Regions from separate parts of the Mus musculus genome. Here regions 1 and 2 are each linked to region 3. Evidence: chromatin loops called from intact Hi-C (ENCODE). Cell type or tissue: left cerebral cortex. All regions are shown on one strand.

Evidence for each region. Hi-C counts contacts between places; a loop is a spot of excess contacts. Peaks named below come from ENCODE experiments on the same cell type or tissue, not always from the same donor. Only the 100,000 strongest peaks of a DNase experiment are listed, where the experiment ranks them.
Region 1: a loop joins it to region 3, with 2.7 times the contacts of the local background. A loop is called at or near these places in 3 of 42 quality-filtered maps.
Region 2: a loop joins it to region 3, with 2.3 times the contacts of the local background. A loop is called at or near these places in 4 of 42 quality-filtered maps.

What each region holds. Positions count from the first base shown.
Region 1 is chr15:95,426,059-95,434,058 of GRCm38, reverse strand. Nell2 (NEL-like 2) reads left to right here. Exons shown (of 20, transcript NM_001356951.1): 6 at 1,136-1,208; 7 at 1,382-1,464; 8 at 2,392-2,520; 9 at 4,079-4,181. Among named protein-coding and RNA genes, the nearest start is that of Gm31370, 43 kb to the left of the region's middle. In left cerebral cortex, a CTCF peak has its summit at 3,946; DNase peaks (open chromatin) are centred at 3,869, 5,099 and 5,804; H3K27ac peaks cover 2,120 bases.
Region 2 is chr15:94,765,119-94,773,118 of GRCm38, reverse strand. All of the region lies in intron 3 of Tmem117 (transmembrane protein 117), which reads right to left. Among named protein-coding and RNA genes, the nearest start is that of Gm25546, 88 kb to the right of the region's middle. In left cerebral cortex, a CTCF peak has its summit at 3,809 (motif pointing left); DNase peaks (open chromatin) are centred at 1,688, 2,001, 2,515, 3,682 and 1 more place; H3K27ac peaks cover 1,354 bases.
Region 3 is chr15:95,521,604-95,529,603 of GRCm38, reverse strand. Nell2 (NEL-like 2) reads left to right here and starts at 1,590. Exons shown (of 20, transcript NM_001356951.1): 1 at 1,590-1,803; 2 at 2,199-2,327. The coding sequence starts at 1,740. In left cerebral cortex, CTCF peaks have their summits at 847 and 3,417; DNase peaks (open chromatin) are centred at 2,166, 2,678, 3,402, 4,554 and 2 more places; H3K4me3 peaks cover 5,277 bases; H3K27ac peaks cover 3,486 bases.

The DNA.
Region 1 (8,000 bases), 96 kb after region 3:
CTATGTGCTTTGCCATCTTTATTATAGTCTGAGAACATTGTCCATTAGATGTGTGTAGTGCGTCACCTGCATTCTATATACACCAGACTGATCTCCACGTTCCTGTGTAAAGCTATGAGATATTTTATAACCCAAGCTACTCCCATATGTCAGAATCAAGAACAGATTTTAGTACTCGCCACACTGTGTACTGAAAAAGTTCCCTCTCACATCGACACATGCTGTTAATCATAGTAAATATGTAAACAGAGATCACTATTTGAGTGGTAGATCTTTATAGGGATATTAGTCTCTTGATAACATTGGTACATGTACCCCTGTCACTAATCTTTCTGATTTGCATTTTCCAAGAAGATATAGTTAAATATAACACAAGTAAAAAATATTTAGGATTCACATCATATAAATAACAAACTGTACATACATGAAGTGGATAAGAGAGGAGGTGGCGGAAAAGAGGGAAGAGGTCTGTGAGAAGAGGTCATTCGCAGTGGCTAAGGCTGCATGTAAGTGCAAAGCCTGCTGTGCAGTGTGGGTCATTTGCGGCTGGCATTCATATGCTTCTAACCTTTCTGTGTTCCTGAGCATGCTAAATCTAAGCTACAGCTGCTCACTAAATCGTCGGTCCTTTCCGAATTGAGAGATCAACTTTAAAATAATCCCAGTTGTTTTTTTTTTTTAAAAAGAGAGAAAGAGCAAGTGGCATTGCTTTCATGACTCAGTTTACCCACCTTTCCCCCTTTGATCACTGTTAGTACAAAACTGGTCTCAGGTCTGTGGTGATAAAGCCCCCAGTGATTTTCCTGCCGATGCTTAAAGGTCACTTTCAAGCCTTGCTTCTGTGGTGAACTAAAAATAACTCCTCAAAACAATAAGACGATGGGCACATCCTTGAATCTTGACATTTAGTCTTACAGCTTTAAAAGCATTATCAAGGAGGAAACACCCAGGTAGTTCTCTGCTTTGCCTGATGATGCTCTTTCCCTGGCATGGCCTGGTTAGGAACAGATGCCCGAAGGCTCTAGACCCAGGGGTTTGGGTAGATCTGTTCCTTAACATTTTCCCTCAGGAACTTGACCTCTGACCATAATTTAGGTAAATGGAGATAACACTTCTTCCATGTTTTCCCACACAGGGAATAATGCAGGATGTGCACGTTCTTGTCATGCCTCAGGGCTTCATTGCTCAGTGCCCGGACCTTAATCGAAGTAAGTCTGTCTGTCCTGCCCTGTATGCTGTGATGAGAGGTGTGCCTGTGCTTCATTTTGTCTAGAATGTCAGTGTGAGATTGGAGCTCACTCGAAATGGCTGTCAGCAGAGACTTAATCAGATGGAGCCCCTTTTAAATACGGCCTGATCAATGTCCCCTTTGTAATTGCAGCCTGTCCAACATGCAACGACTTCCATGGGCTTGTGCAGAAAATCATGGAGCTGCAGGACATTTTATCAAAGACGTCAGCCAAGGTAAAATTGAGCCACGAATACACTGAGGATGCGCCACGGCCATGTCACTCCCCAAAGCTCCTTTATCACCATAGATTTTTATGGTGGAGATATTCCTTAAAGTAGCCAATCTGCGATTTCCTGGGACTGGATTGGAATCTTTGCTCAAAGGAGAAGGTTATAATGTTTATTAAGGTGTATAAATGTTTAAACCCTAGCTGTCTGTATAACAAATGACGCAGTCAATCAGGAAGGGAGCAGATTGCCTGGCTCACATTCTGCTTTGCCGCTGCTGCAAGATCTAACATCGCCTGGTTTCTATTATTTATTTCTGTTTAGCTTTCGTTGCAAAAAAATGAAGTAAGGAAGGCACTGTAAAGTATGTGGACACCATAATTTGGCCAAGTAAATGGCTCCAGGACAGTTTTACCTGTTATGCTGTAGCTGTAGGTTCACTCACTGTAAGTCTGAAGAATATAACAGGCTCACAGACAAGTTCAGAGGATTCTAAATTTCGCGTAGTATTGAAGGACTTTCTAAAGGCCGTGTATGTACGGCTTGTGATTTACATGATGTGAATCCTAAATCCGCCCCCCCCCTTTTTTTTACCTGACTAAGAATATTAATGGAATTAGACACTTTTTTAAAATAAAAAATTCTTACCTGTATTGTGGATGGTGTTATCCCAAATTAGCCTCAATTCATGTCTTATGAATTATGATTTTTGTTTTAAAGGTAAACTTCACATGTAATGGTCAGGAAATGTGTCTTTGAAATTTACAGGCTTAATATATTTATAATTGATAATGGCTTAATATATTTATAATAATTGGTGATGGGCACAACCTGTTCGTTGTTACTGTTGTTTATGTAGTGATATTAGATGCTTGCTAGAGTGCCGTGCACTTCCGAGTGGCTGTTATGGTGAGTCCTGTCTTTGTGCCATAGTTGTCCAGAGCTGAACAAAGAATGAACAGGCTGGATCAGTGCTACTGTGAGCGGACATGCACTGTGAAGGGAACCACCTACCGAGAGTCTGAGTCCTGGACAGACGGCTGTAAGAACTGCACATGCTTGGTATGCCTTCCGTTTGCTGTCATGGGGGACTTGGGTGGCCACACTGGTTAAATATTTATTAAGACAATGTAATCATGAAAATTTCAAGACCTATTTTCTCTAAATGCAACACTAAAATGCAAGCAAACCTGGTCACTTCTGAAGAGCCGTGTGTTACATTATTAAAGACACTCTCTTGCTGTGAGGATGCTATGAAGCACATCTGCGCACACATGACGTTAGCAATTCAAATTAGGTCAGCAGAGCGAGTCCCAAGGGAGTCTGTCCTATAACCCTTACCACTTCTGGGGAATTCTCTCTCGTGTGTTTATTAATGAGTTATAAAGAATCCGAATTATATAGAGCATTAAATATTGTGTTTAGACAGAATAATATAATATAAATAATGGATTTTAAATAGTCTTTAATAGTTGGCTAAGAGAATACACACTACACTGTTCAAATAAATGTGACTTTTCTTAATTCTCAGTAATACATTCTTTTTAGTGCATTATTATTTCAAAACCATAGCCATGCTTCAAAGAAAGCTTCAAGTCAAGTGTGGTTTTAAATTTTCAGATTCCATAGGAACTGTTAAAAAGCTAGAGTTCTGTAAAGGGTCACAGGTCTATTTGTGTTACCATTCAGAAAGCCATTCGCTACACTCATCCAGTCGATTCAAGAGCAGAATATCACACACATAAAAAAGGATCCAAAGTGATCTGTATGTGAAGGTATCTGTGTGTGTGTGTGTGTGTGTGTGTGTGTGTGTGTGTGTGAGAGAGAGAGAGAGAGAGAGAGAGAGAGAGAGAGAGAGAGAGAGAGAGAGGTGGGGGTGGGGAGAGAAGGAGAGACAGGGAGAGACAGAGAGAGAGATGACAAGGGAAAGCAAGCGATCATGTCATCTGTGTGGATGTGTGTACCCCGTGCATATGTACATGTGAATGTGTGTCTGTGTATATGTACACTTGTGAGCATGTCTTTGTGTTTGAACATATATATGTGCATCTAGGTGAGGTGAGAGTCTGTCCATGCATCGTCTGTGTGTACAGTCTGTGTGTATGCATACACATATGTACATCTCTGTGTAATATGGGTTTTTTACTCAAGGTTACAATATAATAAAGTTATAATATTTTACAGTTGTAGTGAAACCTTCCCAAATGAGGACCAGAAATCTACCTAAGCCAAGTGCTGGGTGTGATTTGGTAAGGAGCACACACTGACTGGGAAAGTCAGAGCAGCCAGACGCGTGGTTGGTGTGTGAGCATTCGGGAGATAGCGAGGTGTTCCGGGCCAACTTTCAGCTTGCCATTTTCCTGTGAGCTTGTGGCCTTCTCCACTTCACCATAGAAGGTGCAGATTTGCTTAGGAAAGATCAGTTGCTGGGTAAAAATAGGGACGGGTCTCAATTTTTAAAATGTAGCCCGCATTACTGTGAGTCACCACGCTGTGGGCATTGCTAAAAAGAACAGTGACATTTTATGTAAGAGCTTGAAGTCTATGAAATGGATTTAATAGCTGTTGTAGAGCATTGAGTTTCTAGGTGGCATTTCTTTAAACGCTGTTTGCTTTTCAGAACGGGACCATCCAGTGCGAGACTCTGGTCTGCCCTGCTCCTGACTGCCCTCCTAAATCGGCCCCTGCGTATGTGGATGGCAAGTGCTGTAAGGAGTGCAAATGTGAGCATGCCTTTGCTGAGCAATTCTTTCTTTGGAGAAATACAGCTTCATGGTAAAAATATTGCATCGATCTCTGTAAGCTAGGCAAGCTAAATTACCTCCAGAAAGAATCTCTCTTCTATTTTGGTGATCATTTTTACCTGCTTGTACTTTGGAAGGACCATTAGGTTTTCTTGGAAGACCCTTGCATATAGCGACAAAAGTAGAGAAGACAGACAAAACACTCTTTGAAGTGGGGGGGCCTTCTGCCTTTTACTGCTTAATACAGATTCCTACCAAGTAGAGAAAGATCAGCTGTTTATGTTCTTGTATCAGGGAAGTCTGTGACGTAAGTTACTATGAGCATCGGGTGAAATATCGCTCCTTTACTCAAGACAATGGAACCCACTTATATAGTATCACTCGGCTCGGACTTTAATAACATACAAAACAACACAAAACAACACAACACAAAACAAAACAAAACAAATGAACAACAACAAAAACACTTGCACTGCCGTGTGAGGAGGCTTGGCTGCCCTTTCTCACACAGTATATGAAGTTCATGTGTGATGTCTAGAAACACTTTTACAATCTTCCATAGCCTATGATGTTCTAGGTCATTCTCTCAGTCACAGAAATCAAGCAGTCTACAGGACTTACTTCTGAAAAGACTTGTTTTTAAGTCCTGGCTAAAAAGAGCCCTTAAAATAGTGTTCTGTTTTTGTCAAAGGAGTTTATACACTAATCATTTATGAACACTGGCTTGTTATCTAATGTGTGGGCTCTACGGACTGTGTAAGCACACCCATGTGTGGTGTGAGACTCATAAAGATGGAGTGAGGGTAGACAGCAAGAGAAAGTAGGCACGTGGCATGAGGGAAGGCATGGCAGCTGTTTTGGCTCCCGATTTCTTGTTACAAATCTCCCTAGCCACTGCAACTAACTCAAGTCTACGCCGTGTGCACACATTCCTACATGCCAGCAGGAAAATGTCAGCAAGTAACAGTTGCCTTGTATATATCACTGTGCTGATATCTTCTTGAGCTCATTTCTCACGTGTGTGCTGGGCTAGCTAAGTAGGTTCAGAGGAGCCATCGAGGTTTGAGTACCGCATTTTAGCATCTTAATAAAAACTACATACATAGCATTCAACATATAACAGGAAATATAAAACAAAAATGAGATTTTACTCTCCCTTGCCCTCTTAGAGTTTAATTCTCGTGTGCTTTGCCGAGTAATTTTTCTCATGCCCACTGACATATGACGGTGCAGGCTTTCTCTATTCTATGCAGAGAGTGGTGTCACTCATTTTCCCTGGTTCTCCTTAATTAATGGCTTATGCTGACACTCCCTTACCCATCAGACATTGCTGCATATTATAACACTGTAAGGTTTGCTGTGGTTCTGTTTCTCCCCTCTCAAAGTCTGTGCGGTGCTCCCCTGTCCCCTTCCTTATGTGAGGCAATATGACGTCATTCATACAGAAACTTGGTGCACTTCTTATAGCTCTGGGTATAGAACGTATTAAGGGTGGAGTTGCTGGATCAAAGACTATAGTAGTTTTTATTATATATTGCCAGCTCTTTCCAGCTCACTCTACAAAAATACGGACCTGCTTGTTTTTCTTCCTTTAGTGAGGGAGCACTGGCAAGAGGCAGCTGGCAGGGGGGGTGGAATCTGAGAACAAAGGCTGTTTGTTTCACTGGGTCTTTGAAAGGGCACTGGGTGGGCAGCACTACTGATTCATGGGACATCTTCTAAGAAAGGGGAACCTAAGAAGCCCAAGTCTTTCCCTCCAACCTTACAAAGCTATCAAGTAGAATTGTTGTTAAAAGGAATCGCAGTTCCCCGTCTTCAGTAAGTTCTGTTGATGGTGTGTAAATATCCCAAATTCATGTTGTTTGAAATGAAGGTATCTTTGCAGAAGACAGGGCACAGGACGCTGCCCTTTCATTCAGGGCCCTACGTTGCACCTGCTTAATCACTCTTTCTTTTAAAAGAAGAGCGAGCACTCGGCTTCCAGCTCTTCAGTCTGAATTGCAATTTCTCTTCATTATTAAAATCCTTGAATAAATGTATTTTGTGGGTTTTATTATTTTTCATGCCCCATTACATTTTCTAAAAAGAGTTTCTCTGTCCATGTAATGACATTGCTTAAATGGGCTAAAACTCTTCTGAAGAAAGCTTTATGTAAATGTCTATAATAATAATTAAATCAAACTGTCTAGTATGGTGCTAAAGGAAAAATGCGATTTTTTTTTTAGCTGATCAGAAGGCTAGTGTTCTTAGCAGTGTGCTACTTTGAAACAAGTGAGAGGATTTGCTATTTGTACCAAACAGAAGAGCAATAATCTAGACATCATTCATACCCGATGCAATTTAAGATGGAAGGAAAACACTTAAGCAGAAAGTGTAGTTTTTTATCTGTAGTGCTGTTAGGTAATTGTTTTAAAAATGAGCTTATTCCATTCTCAATAAAGATTGTGCAAAATGCCATTTTGAAACCAGAATAGGAAAAAATAAGACGTATGCAATTTTAAGCATCTTAGAGGTTGATTTAGACAACCATGTGCAAAGTAGTAAGTTAGGGTCACACAATAAGGTAAGTAGACATCAGCACACACTGCAGACAGAAGCCATGGCTCCTCTGTCCCTAGTCGCAAGGGCCAGACAACTAGGTGGACTTATGAGGCTCTGCTTTTCTATACATAATCCCACAGTATGTAAGATCGTTACAGATCAAGAATGAAATGAGTCTGGTCTAAGGTTCGGACAGAAAGGGATTCTCTGTTTCCATTTAGACGTGGTTCTCAGTGGTTCTCATGGAGTAAAGTTTAAGAACATCCTTTATGCAAAATCTGTCTCTAAGTTAAAACATAGTCACTATAAAATATAGACAATGAAATTTCTTTTAAATATGTTGCTGGACATGATGTTGCTAAGAACTCTGGAGCCCTAGCTAGCAAAGTACCTGTTGATGAGAATGGCGGACGTAGCTCCATCCCCAGCCCTGCTGAGTACCCATCCACACAAAGTACATACTAGATGGGGCTTTGCTTCTAAACAGCCCCCCTGTTCCCCATGGCTACCTTGGCTTCTAAACGACACCCTTCCCCTGTTACTGGTCCCCTGTTCTTGTTAGAAACCAGCAAATATTATTTCTGGACTGAGGCATAGAGCAATGATAGGTTTTGAGGATTTGAGGGCCAAACCTTATGATTGTTTTATATTTCAGATACATCCTATATATTAAGTAACTTCTATACTTCACACCTTTCCTCATTTATAAACATCCTTTTAGTTTGGTAATACCTCAGTTTAGTTTAGATACCTCAGTGAACTTAGCAACTCAGGACAGATACATTTAAGCTCATGGAGAATGACGGATACTTCACAGCTAACATATGTGTAACTTTCAACTGCAGGCAGGTGACACTGATTGTTACTAGCACTGATGGTTTTGCAGAGAACCGAGTTTTTAATCAGATAAGTTGTAAGGCCTAGACACAGGAGCTACGGCTGACCTCAGTGCTTCTCAGATTTTAATGAGAAGATAAAGCAGTTTGGGATCTCATTAAAATGAAATTCTGATGCCGGGTCTGGAACAGAGCAGTCGCCATTGCCAACACGCTCTCAGGTGACCTAACAGTGCTTCGGTTAGCAAAGAGTTAGCTGTCGGGGTTTTATGATGTAGACTTGGTTAGCACATTTCAGGTCCTAAAGCAATGACCCAGCTTGTCTAAAAGCTCACTGTATGCACACCTCCCACTTTTAATCTCAGGTGTGTATGTATCAAGGTCTCCAAATACATGTTTCAGGGTTTATAGTTTAAGCCAA
Region 2 (8,000 bases), 760 kb after region 3:
TGGATCTTACAATCTTTCTGCCTCCTCAACCTCCCTGTTCCCTGAGCTCTGAGGGGAGGAAATGAAATGTTTGGTATCTTGAAGAAAGAGGAGGAGGAAGAAGAAATGAAGAAATGTGTGGTAAAGAGAAGCCCGGGGCAGGTAATAAAAGATCTGGACCCTAACCTCTGTTCTTACTGATGGCAGCCAAGAATGAGCAACACCTCTTGGCACCTCTATTTCACCTCCCTGCCTCTCCAGCCAACAGAACGGACCCTCCAGACGGCAGAAATCACTTCCTTCCAGTAAACAGGGCTGCATTCCTGCCATGTAGGGATCTCCTGGATACCACCCATGTCCGGGTTTTACATGCGGCATATTTGAGAACGGAAGACTCTGGTCACAGATGAGTTTGGACTAAATGTATTCAAAGCCATGGCTGCTATCCACCATAAAACCCACCACACACAATTGTCCTTCAAACAAAAATATAATTAGCCTGTAGAAACACTCCACAAACCCTTCTGACCTCCATGCAGACAGAACCACTGGCATTCATGAAATCTGCTGATGTATAAGTGCATCTCTAAGAGCAGAGTTCATGATTGAGAGCACTTTCGGGATGAAATAATTGATAAGGTCCTAGGAGATGCTGAAAATTCATTACACACTGTGAGGATTTATAATGCTGGGTCCTGCCTCTCTAACAAGGAACAGACGAGATGGCACAATGGGTAACTTTCATAGTGAACAAGTGTACCTTTCTTTATTAAAATAACAGTGAATTACCGTGACTCTCTCTGATTAAAATTTCTTTCAAATGTGTCTCACCCAGCACACCAGGTTCACTATAATCTTTAGAAAAGAGCTGAGAGTCCCAGAGGCCCTGCTGATGCTGAGAACTGTTGGGAATTCATCATATGTGATACAACGCTGACCTTTCCTTCGAGTACACATGTCGTTTTCAAAAGAACTGGTAGAAAATCCAAAGCACAAACCAAAGAAAACACAGTAGGTCTCCTAAAGGGAAGATTCCTTCGTTCAGCCTCCTTCGACTTCTGCAAACGTTCAGATTGATAGCTGACCAGCTCTGGCCACTGCCGTCTCCTCGATGTGGATGTTTCCTGCCCAAATTCAAGGCGGCAGAGAAGGGATGTGCCTGGGCACAGCTGCAGCACACAGCATGAACCAAACCAGCAGAGCGGGCCCCATCACCAGGAACAGCCGGCACACACCAATCTGAGAGTAATTAATGCGTGATGCGCCAACTAGATAGTCTAATTAAATAACGGTGTTTAATTACTAATTAGTATGTGACTTATGCAGACGGAACGTTTAGACTTGTCAGATGTTAAAAAGAACCCTGAGAAACTCGGAGCCCCGTCACTTCCGCGTCTCTCTTTAAATGGCGCATGTGAGGAAGAGACGATCCTCGTCTGTCTAGCCAAACCGCAACAGGAAGAACTCGCCTACCTTCCTGAGGAAGACATTGTCATTCGGCTTAGCCACCAAGCCAAAGTCAAGACGGTAGTTCAAAGTGTGGGATGGTGTATAGTCCTAATATCCCACCCATTAGAATATCCATGCTGACCAGCTGGACTGGTTTGGTTCTTGCTTTGTATACAGTTACTAACTTTACACACACAACAATCTGCCTTTGACTCAAACCGTCTCTGATGACAAACATCCAGAGTATGCAAATTACTCCCCTTGTCATTCTGGGTCTTGAAATAGGTAGGGGCTAAAGAGGGATGCCAATAGACTCTCAAGACTGATTGTGCAAGTCACATAAGATTGTGTTCCACAGCTGTGAGACTTGGGAGGTTTTCTTTCCTTTTCTTTTTTTTTTTATATATCTTTTTTTTTTTTTTTTTTTTTTGGCATCTACAGAAAAAGTACCATCTGTCTTCTCATTACCCTAAAAAAAGAAAGCAAAAGGAGTACGATGCCAACCCTTACTTTCAATTATTTATCATCTGAGATGCACACACACACACACACACACACACACACAAAAGGCTCCGTGAATAACATCTTCTCCCTTTGTGGAAAGTGTAGGTGGAAACGCCTCCAGTAGAATGTTAAACGGGAAGATGAGATGGACGCCCCTCTTTTATTAAACATTCCTTCTCATAATCTCGCCAAAACAAAAGCAACCAACCATATCTCTGCCATCTCCCTGGAGACAGTGACACACCTGCTCCCTGAAAACACAATCCTGTAACTAAAGAAAACACTAAAAATCAGGACATTTGACAAGAAGACTTGAGGAACAGTTGCCTTCCCAGAATCAACTAGGCTGCTTCCCTGACCCTGGTGGTTTTTATGGCATTGTATTTATTTACTTATTTTGTCTATGAGCGTGTGACACCACACGCGTGAAGAGGTCAGAGGATGACTGATAGGACTCACTTCTCTCCTTCTGCTATGTAGATCCTGGAGGTCAAACTCAAGTCTTAAGGCTTTGCAGGAGGTACCTTTGCCAGCTGAGCCACTCTGCGCTACTTACTACATGCTGCCCCACCCCTAAGCCCGCCAGCCCTGGGCTTTAGGCTGCTTATTTGAAATGCACTTCCCTGTCACATCTCTTGTTAACTCACATTTTTCTCTCCTACATAGTTTAAAATCCTCAGCTGAAATACAGGCTCGAGCAGTGAAGGTTCTGAAGTAACGATGATGTTAGCCTGGGGACACATTCCAAGGCAGGCAGACAGAGACTCTACAGCACCATGGGGACAGGCCAGCTCCCACAGGAATGGTCAGAGTGAAGGCTCCTGCTGGACAGTGGACAGTAATTATAAGAAACTGTGCTTGCCATCCTGGGGCAGGGGGATAAGGGACAACTCCATGGGCTGGGTTGAAATTTGGAAGAATCAAGAAATGGTAGAGTACAGCACAGAAGAAGTGGAGCAGCGGCCATCAGGAAGCCAATTTGTCAAGTGGGCCCTGGGGACAGAACTCATGAACCCTGTCCCTGCCAAAACCGGAAGTGAACCCCGTGGGGGGGGGGGGGTGTCTTCTGGGTATTTTGTTGTTGTTTATGTTTCTGAGAATGAATGATATACATGTATGGAGTCTAAAATCTCCATATCAGATCCACACGGGCTGTACAGCCATATTAGGAAGGTTATATGTGTTATCATTATTGTTAATTTCCCACTGCAAAAAAAAATGGAGTTCTACAATTATATTGGGGACTGTATAATGGCATATTGAGGACTTATGAACATATATACTATATATTTGTATATACTATATATATATATACTATATATACTATATATTTGCTACTTTCTGAGTTATAAAGTACTTTGCTTTCTGTGTTATGAAGTACTTTGCAAACAATTATTTGGGTCAGTACAGATGTCTTAGGTTTTTTATTGCGGTGTAGACACACCATGACCAGAGTAACTCTGGTAAAGAAAACATTTCACTGGGGCTGGCTTACAGTTTCAGAGGTTTAGTCCATTATCATCATGGTGGGAAACATAGCAAAGTCCAGGCAGACATGGTGCTGGAGGAGTGCTGGGAGTTCTACATCTTGGTCTGAAGGCAGCAGGAAGAGACTGGATCTCACAGGCAGCCAAGAGGAGACTGGATCCCATTGGCCAGACTTGAGCTTGTATCTAAGCCCTCCAAGCCCACCCACACAGTGACGCACTTCCTCCAAAAAGGCCACACCTCCTGATAGTGCCATTCCCTATGGACCAAGCATTCAAACACATGAATCTAGAGGGGCCATACGGTATAGGTAATTGACTAAATTCTGGCAGGTTCTTTCTCCAATACAGCGACAAGGACAAAAGTTTGTCCACAGTGCCCTCTAGTGGTTTACATTTTCAACACAAATAGACATCCTTTAAACAGCCCTTCCATGGTATTAGAATGAGGCGCACCTGTTTGAGAATCTCAAAACTGCAGGATTTGGGATCCTTAAACCTAGAATCTATTCATAAATGTCATTTTAGTCTATTAAACTGCCAACGTTAGTCTGTTAGTTCCTGGCATGAAAGTGATATGTTCTTGAGGAATCAATAAATGAATTACGAATATTAATATGTATGAGTCTCTCCTAATCCCAGTGTTCGTTTTTTAATCCATACCCCTGCCTTTGGACGATGCGCCTTCCACAGACAGATCTCATAGCTGTCCATAGAGAAACACAGCTGCCAAAGAGGAAACAACAACAACAACAACAAAATCCCATGATAACTTCACTATCTACATCTAAGATTTCAAATTCCTCATTTATAAATTATCATTATAGTCATCTTTTTTCTGAAATGAGCTGCCAATGCTCCCAGATGCCTGAAAACCAAGGAATCCTCTAGACCGAGGACCAAGGATGCTCTTCTTGGGCTTAGATGCAAGGTATCCTTACCAGAAGCTTAGTTAAGTCATGCTGCCGCCTCATAGCTATCGCAGCAACTTACAGAATCTAGGAAAATAAAGTAACAACAAGTAAAGGTTGTGAGGAAAGTCCAGTGGAAGAGAATGAAGAAAATGAGGGAAAAGAAAGGAACCCACATAGAAATACACACGAAGGAGGAATAATGAAAACCGGTAATAAATAAAACACAGACCCGACAGAGCCTGTGAAGCCAGCCTCAGAGGAAGGCAGGTGCTTGGTGCCTTTCAACCGTGAACCATTCGGAGACCTCCTCTTGCTGTCCAAAGCAGCAAGGATGGGAAGCTAAGTGGAAGCTCGTGGTTTCTAAGTTTCTGCCCCAAGTGCAGGAGCCTCCTCAACACCTGAGGATGCATTAGAACTCAGCAGGCTCAACACAGACAGTCCTCAAAAAACTTAAAACACAAATGCCCAGGGTCTAGCTACACCACCCCTGGGTAGATCCCAGAAGAGATCCATCAACACACACCAGAGATACCTGTGCATCCGTGTTTATCTTTGTACTGTCCGTAAGCACCACGATACGGAAACAAACATTCGATGAAAAGATAAAGAGAATAAGAAAAGTGATTATCTCATTACATGGAAATCGACTGAGAAGAAAATCATATTAAGTGAAGTAAGACACATTCAGAAAGATACGTATCTTCTCATATGAAAATAATTGATTTTACATACACACATACACACACATGCGTACACACATGCATGCACACTCACATGTATGTGTACACACACCCACACGTACATGCACACACAGAGACACACTCACACACTCAGACTCTAAGTTAGAAGGGGAGCTTTTGAGGGGAGGAACAAGAGAGCAATGATAGGTGTGATTATAAGCAAAGGCTGTGCTTCTCTGTGTGTGTGTGCGCGTGTGTGTGTGTGTCTGTGTCTGTGTCTGCGTGTGCATGTGCATGTGTGTGAAGATGTCCTTCTGAACCTCATTGTTTTGTCTATTTGGTTACATTTTTGTTTTAATAAACAATCTGAGAGCTTGGGCTATCACTTAGGAAAATTGCTTACATTGGGAGTACGAGGAGGACCTGAGTTCCCATCCCCAGAACCTATGTAAAGGGTCAGGAATGGTGGTGGGCACGTGCCATCCCAAGGATGGTGAGGCGGGAGGCAGAAGCAAGAGGAGCTCTGTAACATCACAGACCAGCTAGCCTGACCTGTGCGGCAAAGTTCCAGGCCAGTGAGAGAGAGAGATCCTGCTTCCAGCAGAAAGGTGGAAAGTGTCTGAAGATCACCACCCAAGGTTTTCCACTGACCTCCACATATAACAGGTACCCACATCCATGACAACACCATACATGAAGGGACACACACAGAGAGGCACTCACAGCCATGTGCACACACACAAACATACAGAGACACACACACACAAAGAAACACAGATACGCGTACAAATACAGAGACATACACAGAAACAGATGCACATACATACATACATACAAAACACACACACACAGGCACACATATTTGAACTGGACCCTGAGTATATATTAAAAGCCATGTGCTATAGGTACAGTCCCCAGGGCAGAACTATGGAAAATGGAGATCTTTAAGAAGTAGGGCTTAGAAGAACATCTTTAGGTCACTCAAGGTGTGTCCTCAAAGGTGACTGTGGGTCCCTGGCTCTCTTATCTTCCTCTCTTTTGCTTCATAGCCACGAATTGAGTGTTTCTGCCTTACCACACACTTACCATAGGACAGTACCAAAGCAACGGAATCAATCAGTTGTTGACTGAAGCCTCCAAACGTGCTAATCAATTTATTATAGAAAATAAGGAAGCACCACAGTAATCTTGAGCAAAGTTTCCACCTCTGAGTCAACTACGATCAAAGGGAAGCCGTCCTATGAAATTACGGCTGCTCCTGCTGTAGCGGCAGGAACAGTGGAGGGAGTACGATCCATGCTACAACAGCTCAGCCACTTGGTCTTTTTTTTTTTAAGGTATGTTCATTTAAAATGCCAATAAGATGTTTCTGTAAAAATGGATGCACTAAGTGAAAAATAATGTTGACCTATACAGTGAATCAAGGTGAAGTCTAAAAACTAAAACCACAGCGTTAACTAAGTAATAATGTTCATCTTACACAAGGAAAAGCAATGACACTTTTCTTTCTTTCTAAATATTTTAGTTATGCTGTCTTTTCTTCCTAAAATAGAACAGCATCTGGGCTGGAGAGATGGCTCAGAGGTTAAGAGCACTGACTGCTCTTCCGAAGGTCCCGAGTTCAAAGCCCAGCAACCCCATGGTGGCTCACAACCATCTGAAATGAGATCTGTTGCCCTCTTCTGGAGTGTCTGAAGACAGCTACAGTGTACTTATATATAATCTTTTTTAAAAATATAAAATTGCATTAGTTTAATAATCAGGAGAAAACAGTTAGTCGCCCGTATGGCTTCACGTTCATCTGTACTTGTTTCCGATTAAATTCTATAATATCCAAGACATAGATACATAGCTTGCCTGGTTTGTAAACCCAGTTATCAATTAAAAGACTGGGAAAAAGTCCTGGAGCTTCCCTACTACTTCCGTGTGACTCATCAGAGGCGCCTAAAGACAACACATGCTCAATTAGAGACAAAAGTGCAGAGAACACATATTCAGAGGTGAACTTCTAGGGTCATGCAGGGTGATAGTCTTACAATCTCTATTCCATTACTCTTGCTTCTCAGTGGGATCTGGCAAGCTGGACAGTTTCCTTGTAGAGTGTGTCTTTTGGACCTTTACCCAGACTGTCTACAGATGGCCCAGGTCAACCCCTGGTACCTAAAAAGATGACAGCTAGCTTATCCCTACTCTACTCTTTGATGCTTATTCCAGCTCTTCAGACAGCATGGCTGAGGTGTCGGTCCATGCAGAGACACTGACCAATGCTATGGAAACACTGTGGCATCTGGAAGGGCCTTGAGAAGCCACCTTTGCAAAGGGCATGGAGGACAAGGGCAGGGATTTACAGCCAGTTTGGAAAGCTCTGGGAAATTTAGAGTTGCTCACCCTCTGAAGCCTTGCTTTTCTCTTATCTCCTTACTCTACAGCAGGAGCATTACTGGGATGGCTCAGGATAAAACATGCATGCCATCCATGCTAGATCATTTCTATCGTGTAATGTGTTGGACAAATCAGTGCAAAATGAGAATTTCCTCGAGCATGCAGACTGACCAAGATAAAGGGTGGTTGTAAGCCTTCCTTCCACTGACAAGAAGACCCACTGGGAAACGCACCACTCCCTCGAAAAGACCAAGTTCTACAGTGTTGGGGCTGCAGCTGCTGCTAATGTTCACACTCCTGACCTGAAATTCGGCTTTTTTGTGATTTGTTATTTTCAATTCACTGGTTTGGTTCTCTAATAGCTGGTCCCCAAAATAGCAAATGTTAAATACTTTATAAACACTGTTCTACAACAGAAAGTGCTACACATGATTAAATGTTCAGTTTAAATTGACCCAGAGAAAGTTTTCATAGTGAGCAATAAGAATGTAGGAAGAAAACCACGTTTTTTTTTTTTTATTGAGTCAAGATATTTTTGTTACAACTAAATATTCCAAATCTGTATTAAGTATAGTCTGTTCCTCAGGATGCATGGTATTATTTCA
Region 3 (8,000 bases):
TTTCAAAATTCTTATCCCCCGTTAAATATTCCAAGAACTTAGGTAGACGTGTCTCCCCATCACTACTGTGATGTGTGTAGCAATGATGTATGCAGTGTGTGACATCTCATATTGCCTATGGCTTGCTGTGTTTGGTTCAGGTCTTGTTGAAAGCAGATTCTGATTAATTGGAGGAGGACTCAGAGCTCTCTAGAAACAGATGGGTGTTTTACTCACTCTTGAAACTAACTTATCCATGATGGAAGAGAACTGACTTAAAAATTCAATGCAAAATTTAGGTAGCACTCGAAAAATATACACGTCGTTGATGTTTAATTTATTTATTCAGTCTTCTAATAATCACAAATAATCCCACTCTTTTAGTCCTAAGAATGTATGAGGAGGGGGGGTGAGTAAAGTCTACATGAGTATGGTCAACAGTGAGTGGGCTTCTTAGTTTCCTGGGCTCAATCTTTTACTTAATAAAAATATACTTATCTTACTATGTATCTACAAACCTACTTATCAACCTATCTACCATCCTATCGTCCATCCTTCATCTATCCATTCATCTACCATCATCCATCCATCCATCCATCCATCCATCCATCCATCCATCCATCTATACATAGTCTTATCTGTATCATCTATTCATTCTAACACGTACTGACACTTGTTTTTCTCAGTGGGTAGAATCCCCTTGCCTTGCCCTTTGACCCTTGCTGCTGTGTAGTGTCCTGGACTTTGGATTTGGGAAGCACTCTAAGGTTTCTGGAGCTGTCCAGCAGCTCCTGGCACTTGGCTAAGTTCTGTGTGCTGTCTGCGCCTGGAGGCTCTCCAGCGCCCCGCCCTGGGCAGAAAGCCTCTCAGTCTGGGCTGGCCAGGCTTCCCCTGCTCACTACCCATCTCCTTCGGTCTCCCGCGCCTGTCCAGCTTCACCTAGGAGTCTTGCGTGCTTTGGCTGGGTTCCTTTTCCCGCCCGGGAGGGGGTGCCCTGCGCCGGGGCTGCCGTGCAGCGTGAGTGTCTAAGTGAGGGCTTCCCTCTTTTGCCCGAGGCGGCCGGGTGCCTTTCTTTGCAACCTCGCCTCCTGCGGCTGGGTGGTCCTTTCTCTCGCCGGGCTTTGGAGACACGCGCCCGATTTCGAGGGGGTGAGTGCAAACGCCGCCCATCAACTTGGCACCTGGCATTGAGATCCTAGGATCCCGAGCGGAGGCTGCGGTTGCGGGCTTGCGAGGGTGGTTGAGGACCTCTGCGGGCAGGGCTGGCTGGACCAGGCGCTGCGTGTGCAGGGGGAAAAAGAGGCCGCCCCGCCCGCGCCCCGGCTCGCGCCCCGCCCTCCCGGAGCGGTCTCGGCGGCTCCAGGCTCTCGCCATTGTCTCCGCCTTTCCAACAGGTTCGGGCGCGGGAGCGCGGGCGGGTGCGGGGCGGCCCGGCCCGGCTTTCCCGAAGCCGCCTCCCTTCCTCTGCGTGCGCGCCCGGGCCGCGTGGCTCGGCGGGGCGCTGCTCGGTGCAGGTCCCCGCAGGTCCCCGAGAGCCTGACCCGGCTGCGGCCCGCCGCGTGCGGGAGCGATGCGCGCAGAGGCGGCTCCAAGTTCGGCGCGCACCCGGGGGGGGCCGCCCCGCTCGGTCTTAGGTGTCTGAGCCCGGGTGGCGACGCCGAGGCGGTCGCAGGAGGGGCCAGCGCGGCTTTCCCGCTTCACTCCCAGCACCTCTTGGTTTTTATCTTTATTTTTAAAGAGGGAGACGATGGACTGAGACGATGCACGCCATGGAATCCCGGGTGTTACTGAGAACGTTCTGCGTGATCCTCGGGCTTGGAGCGGGTGAGTGGCCGCCGAGCAGGGCCGGGATGTTCCCCGCCATGGGGTCGCCGCCCGGTGTCCCTCTGGATTGGGGAGCTCTGGAGGATTTGCATTTGGGTCCTTTCTGTGCTTGTCCTGGGGACAGCGAGGCGGGTCACACCCTTAGGGTCTGTGGCTGAGGGGGAACTTTGCACAGAGAGGGGCTTAAAGTAGGTCAGGAGATGGGACCCAGCGCTCTGCTATTTTAAGCTTGACAGCGCGTCCAGGTAAGGCTCTCCCTGTGGAGGAGCGAGTTGCCTCTTGTCAGCACTTCCAATATCGTCGCCAAGACGCGTGCTTTCTTTGCTGCTGTAGAAGCTTGCGTTTTAATGGCCCCCTTTCTTTCTTTCTTTCCTACCCTTCCCCACTCCCACCAGTTTGGGGGCTTGGTGTGGACCCCTCCCTACAGATTGACGTCTTAACAGAGTTAGAACTTGGGGAGTCTACAGATGGAGTGCGCCAAGTCCCGGGACTGCATAATGGGACGAAAGCCTTCCTCTTCCAAGGTATGGCCCAGTGTGGAGCCCCATGTGTGTTGCGGGGAGCTGGCTCTGCGGCTTCTGGTAACTTGGCTTGGCGCTGCACGCTGCACGGAGCGGGCGGAGAGTCCCAGCTGGGGCGAGGGGGTCTCTGTGAGCTCAGGGTCTGACTCTTTTTAAGTGGGTTCTTTCTCCTCCCCTCCTCCCCCTCGCACTCCTTTTCCTCCTCCTTACTTGGTGCACTTGGTGGTTCTAATGGATAGTGCCTTAATTACCGACTAGAAACTCCAGAGGCAGATGGGTGATTTGGGCGTCTAGGGAACAATAAATTGTAACACAAACGCCTCATTTGGGTGGAATGGATTTGGGAAGGAAACAAGATAGCTCAATCTTGGTTAAAATACTGACCTCCCAAAGTTTCGGCGCTGTGGTGCCTGACCAGAGGAATTCCTTTATGGTATTTTTACTGCACATGTCTGTACTTGAAGCACGGTTACCATGGAGCGCTCCCCATTCTCCCGTGCCGATCAGCGGCGAGGGGAAGGCAATGCTACTGCTACGATTATTTTGAAATCATTTCAAGGGGACGTTCACAGAAGCATAGCCCTATATCACCATAATTGTACGTGTAGAATTTTAAAACTTTTTTTTCTTTTTGAACTCAGTGGATATTGGCTATTCATTACTGTCCAGACTTCAAATCATATTTGAATATACTGTTTAGTCAGAACAAAATTTCAGAAAAAAAAAAGCCAGCCTGCAAATTGATTGAGTAAAGCTTTTGAAAACTTCTCGCCTTGTGGGAAGGTGCTTAGCCCGAGGGTGTAAAAGGGGGCTAAACTGTCCAAGGAGATGGAATTTAAAAAGAGGCACTGGGGATGCCCTGTATCCTGAAGATCAAGGCATCCTCCCACCACCATACATGTGTGTGTGTGTGTGTGTGTGTGTGTGTTATGTGTTTCTTTTGCTATTGGGAGCTATGGCTTCAAATTGCCATCAAAATGCAACTGATAATTACTGAAACGTTGGCGATGCAAAATGCAACCAACCCAGCACATCTGCCATCAAGAAGCAGACATAGTAGGCAACTTGGATGTTTCTGTGGTGGCGCTGTTGCCTCATTCAGCCAGTGCATGTCACCATGGACAGCAGCTCTTGAGCTTTCTGTAGGGAGAGGGAAAAACTGACATGTGTTGCATTTAAGAAGAATTTGTGTTCATAATAAATTAAAACGTAAGCTCTTTAAAAATGGGTTTCAGTTAAGGTTGTTAATGAGTGTTTTTATTGCAACGAGTGTTTATGATATTTTCTTTACTCCGAGATGCTTTGGGGAGGGTGGGGCTGGGATACTGAAGACAATAGCTAAATGTAATCAAGGAAATAGAGCTCAATTGTCAGCAAAAATTCAGTTGAATAGAAATGTAATTAGGGGTAGGCTTTAGACTCATTCTCTGTGTTATTTCTATCTTTCAATTTTAGTCTCTTAGAACAGGAACTCAATATTTTAGGACTTGATAGTTTTGGTAAATAGAAAGCATAACAAACCAAGTTTCCAATAATGGTCTGCATTGTAATGAATTGTTATGATAACCTCAAAGGCTCCCTTTAGCCTTCCTAAGGGTACTTCCTATACAAAGTGTCCATCTGTCACAAGTAGAAACCAGAAATGTACATTTTATGTGGGACAATCGGACAATTATATATTGAACAGTATGACGGTTTCTAGGTAATAGTCTTAGGGTATCAGTTTCTTTTCTGGTTCATTTAAAACAATATTTATTTCGCCATAAATAGCCAGTTTCTTTAAGGTATGCATTGTGATTAAAAAAATAACCATGGCTAATGTCATATGTTTTCTTTGAATTGTGCTCAGTTGGTGGATGTCAGTTTCCAACAGTGAACTTCTTTTGTTTTTTAGCTAATACCGAGCTCAATACTAGAAAGAGCAAATGCTTCACAAATAGTTTTCATTCAAAGATGCAAAAGTTCACTTCCTGCCACCTTAAGTCTCTTTGTGTCTGAACCGCTATTTACTGTCCGCTGTGTCCTTGTAAGGCTTGCGTTCCTGATGTATTGATTGCACTGTAGTAACTTCTCTTACAAGATTTGAATTCCGAAGTCAGTGACAAGTGACTGATGTGTGGTTCTGCGTCTCCCTGGCAAGGTCTTTCCTCAGACGCCAGGCAAGCAGCAGGTTTGATAAGAACTCAGCCCTGAGCTGTGCTATTTCTCTGGATCCCACGGGGCTTAGAGGGACAAGAGCATTCAGACCGGGAAGAGTTTCGAGGTTTCATTTATAGTGAATTGAGAATGCTGCCAGTATTTGATATAGTGTGTCAAATGTCATAGCAAGAATAGAAACAAATCAAAAAAATCTGTGAGGTGCTCCCAGATTTCATACAAACTTCACGTACAAGTTTTCTGTGCTACCAGATACATTCTAAACAAGGTGAAGTGATTTCTGAGCCATCGATTGCTTCTCCAACAGATAGCAAAACTACCTGTCTCATCCCTTTGAAATAAGAAATCTCAAAACACGTTGGCCTCATGACTTTTTACTTATTTAGTATTTTTCATTTTGGTTACTTTATTTTCTCTTTCTGGTTTCTGATATACATGTATTTTGGTATTTTGAAACTATGAATATTTTAAACTATGAATGTTTTTTTAAAAACTACTGTGAAGTACAAATCTACTATTTAACATTTTGTTATACTTCCAAATCATCACTTTTTATTGGAACATCCACCATAATGCTGCAGCACTGTTTTAGTGTTGTTAAAATTTGATTTACAGTTGCTTTGAAAATTTAATGAGATTTCAAATCCAACCATTCCTTAATACTTGTGGGTTTTGGATTATGCCTGTTAGAATAATTACTTAATTTATCTGGGCAGTAGTTTGGGGTTCTAGTCATTTCTGGCTGTAACCTGACACATAGTCCCAAGCACCCTTATTATGCTTTTGAAGAATACAGCAGCATATACTGGCAATGAAAAGACTTGCAGCCAGGTGTAAGGAGTTTCAGTTCTAAGGACTATTAAAACAGCGAATAGATTCTCCCTTCCTAGCATTGGAGCCTCGCTCGTGTTTTGGCAGATAATGATCATAATAATTTTATTTTCTCTGTGTACATGAGAGATCATAAGGGATAAAGCATACACACAAACTTAGCATGGGTTTCAGCTCTTTGATCATAACAGTTTGTCCAGGCTCCCAAAATAGATAATCTCATCTGCCGTCTTAGGAAAATACCTTCTGAAGTGTTGGTAGATTGCATAATCTCATTAACCCCCGAAGCACAGATAAAATCAAAACATTTTCCCCCTTCCTTGGTAACTTGAAAGTAATCTTAGTGATTCTTCTTAAAGAACTTTTACATCTGGAAGGGAAGGCATTCCTAGGTATTTGGTGGCAGGCCAGTGACACTGGTGGGTGACTTCGTTAGAGCTCAAGGGGGTGATGAGGGCGTGTCTCCAGCAGTGTGTGAGCTACACCTCTCATGGGTGTGACAGGACACTTGAAAAAGCAACTTGAAGGAATGGTTAGTTTCAACTTGCAATTCAAAGGGGAAAACACAGGGATGAGAGTGGCTGTGTCTGTGGTGCAAGGAGCATGGCGGTGAGGGTCAGGCATGGAGAGGGTGAGGCATCCTGTGTGGAGGAAGCAGAGGGGGATGAACGCTGACCTTCAGGACTCTCTATCCCATTTTTCTTTGTATTCACCCTGAGACCATAGTCTCTGGACTACCTGCATTCAGGGCCGGTCTTTCTCAGTGAAACCTCATTGAGACATACCCTCTCCGACACAAACAATCTATGGTAATCCTAAATTCAGTTAAGTTGACAGTGAAAATTAACTGTTATAGTGAGAGCCTGTGAGTTTCAGGGCTATGGCTGTGGGTGCTTCTCTGACAGAGAAAAATAACACAGTGATCAGAGATGGACTTAGAACCCAGGTAGACTCAGGCAAAAAGTCACAAGCTGTGTGCTACTTGTGAGGACAGCCGTGAGGGTACTTACTTCTCTGAGCTTCAGTACCCTTGATGATGAAGTGAAAGCGGTTATAAGTTAAGTCCATCCACCCAAATTATTGTTGTATAATTACTAGGTCAGTGGAACTAATTTTGGACCTCTGACCTGAATTATGAAATAATACATATAGTAACAACTGATAAACCTTGCCATGTTTTTTTTTTCTTTCTTTTTAATTTACCAGCAATAGGTAACTAATGTATTTTGTTGCATAGAAGTGGCTGCTTCTGTAAGAAATACCCAACCCTATGGCAGTAGCTTTGGAATCGGGCGCTGGGCACATAGAATTCTGAGGAGTGTCAGGGCGTCTGTGTTTAGGCTTCACATCAGCTGAAGCAGTCTCTTGGGATCTTTAAATGCCGTGTGACCAGTTTTAAAGCTTCTTCCTCATTTCTGATTTGTCGCCTTTGTTTTTGCTTACTTCAGGTGGAGCTTTGTTAGTGCTGCTTAGATTTACAAAACCTCTCTAGGGCTCAGTTTATTTTATCTCTCTACCCTCTGATTTAATCAGTCAGTCAGTCTGTCCGTCCATCCATCCATCTAGCCATTCAGCACCTTCCTTCCTCCCTCCCTCCCTCCCTCCCTCCCTCCCTCCCTCCCTCCCTCCCTCCCTCCCTCCCTCCCTTCTTCCTTCCTTCCTTCCTCCTTTCTTCCTTTCTTCCTTCCTTCCTCTTTCTTTCTTTCTTTCTTTCTTTCTTTCTTTCTTTCTTTCTTTCTTTCTTTCTTCCTTCCTTCCTTCCTTCCTTCCTTCTCCCTCCCTCCCTCCCTCCCTCCCTCCCTCCCTCCCTCCCTCCCTCCCTCCCTCCCTCCCTCCTTTCTTTCTTTCTTTCTTTCTTTCTTTCTTTCTTTCTTTCTTTCATCATCTACTTATCTATCTATCCATCTACCTATCTTTCTTTCTTTCATCCATTGTTCAATACTTATTGTTCCTTTCCTTCTATTAGCTGTGAGCTTAGTTTGCTATTCCTTTTCTACTTCATTGAGATTCCTGTCTGGTGAAGGGCATTCCTCATGGGTGGCTCCTATGTCTTCCTTATGGCAGAACAGGCAACCCCATCTCCTTTCAAGCTCTGTGTAACAACATTCATTCTTTCCGTGAGGAAGAGTGCTGCTCTCCCAAGGGCCTCCATCCATACTATCACTGTAGGCTTTACATTTCACCAACATGCTTTGAAAAGGCACAGATATTCAAACCATAGCAATGCCACTGTGGCTGGGGAAGATTTAATATGATAGGGTATTTGATATAATTGCTGGGTACATGTACATGCATGCACATGTGTAAGCAGGCTTGTAGAGGTCAAAGGTCAAATATAGTTTCAATCCTTAGAAAGTATCCACCTTGCATTTTGAGACAGGCATTCTCAGTGGCTTGGGGCTCTCCCAGTAGGGTAGTCTTTCTGGCCAGTGAGTACAAAGGATATGCCCAACTCTGCTTCTACAGAGCTGCTAATGCCAGCATGTGTCACATGCCTAGCTAGCTTCCTAGCTTCTTCTCTTCTCTTCTCTTCTCTTCTCTTCTCTTCTCTTCTCTTCTCTTCTCTTCTCTTCTCTTCTCTTCTCTTCTCCTTTCTTTCTTCCTTCCTGCCTTTCTTTCTTTCTTTCTTTCTTTCTTTCTTTCTTTCTTTCTTTCTTTCTTTCTTTCTTTCTTTCTTTCTCATTATGA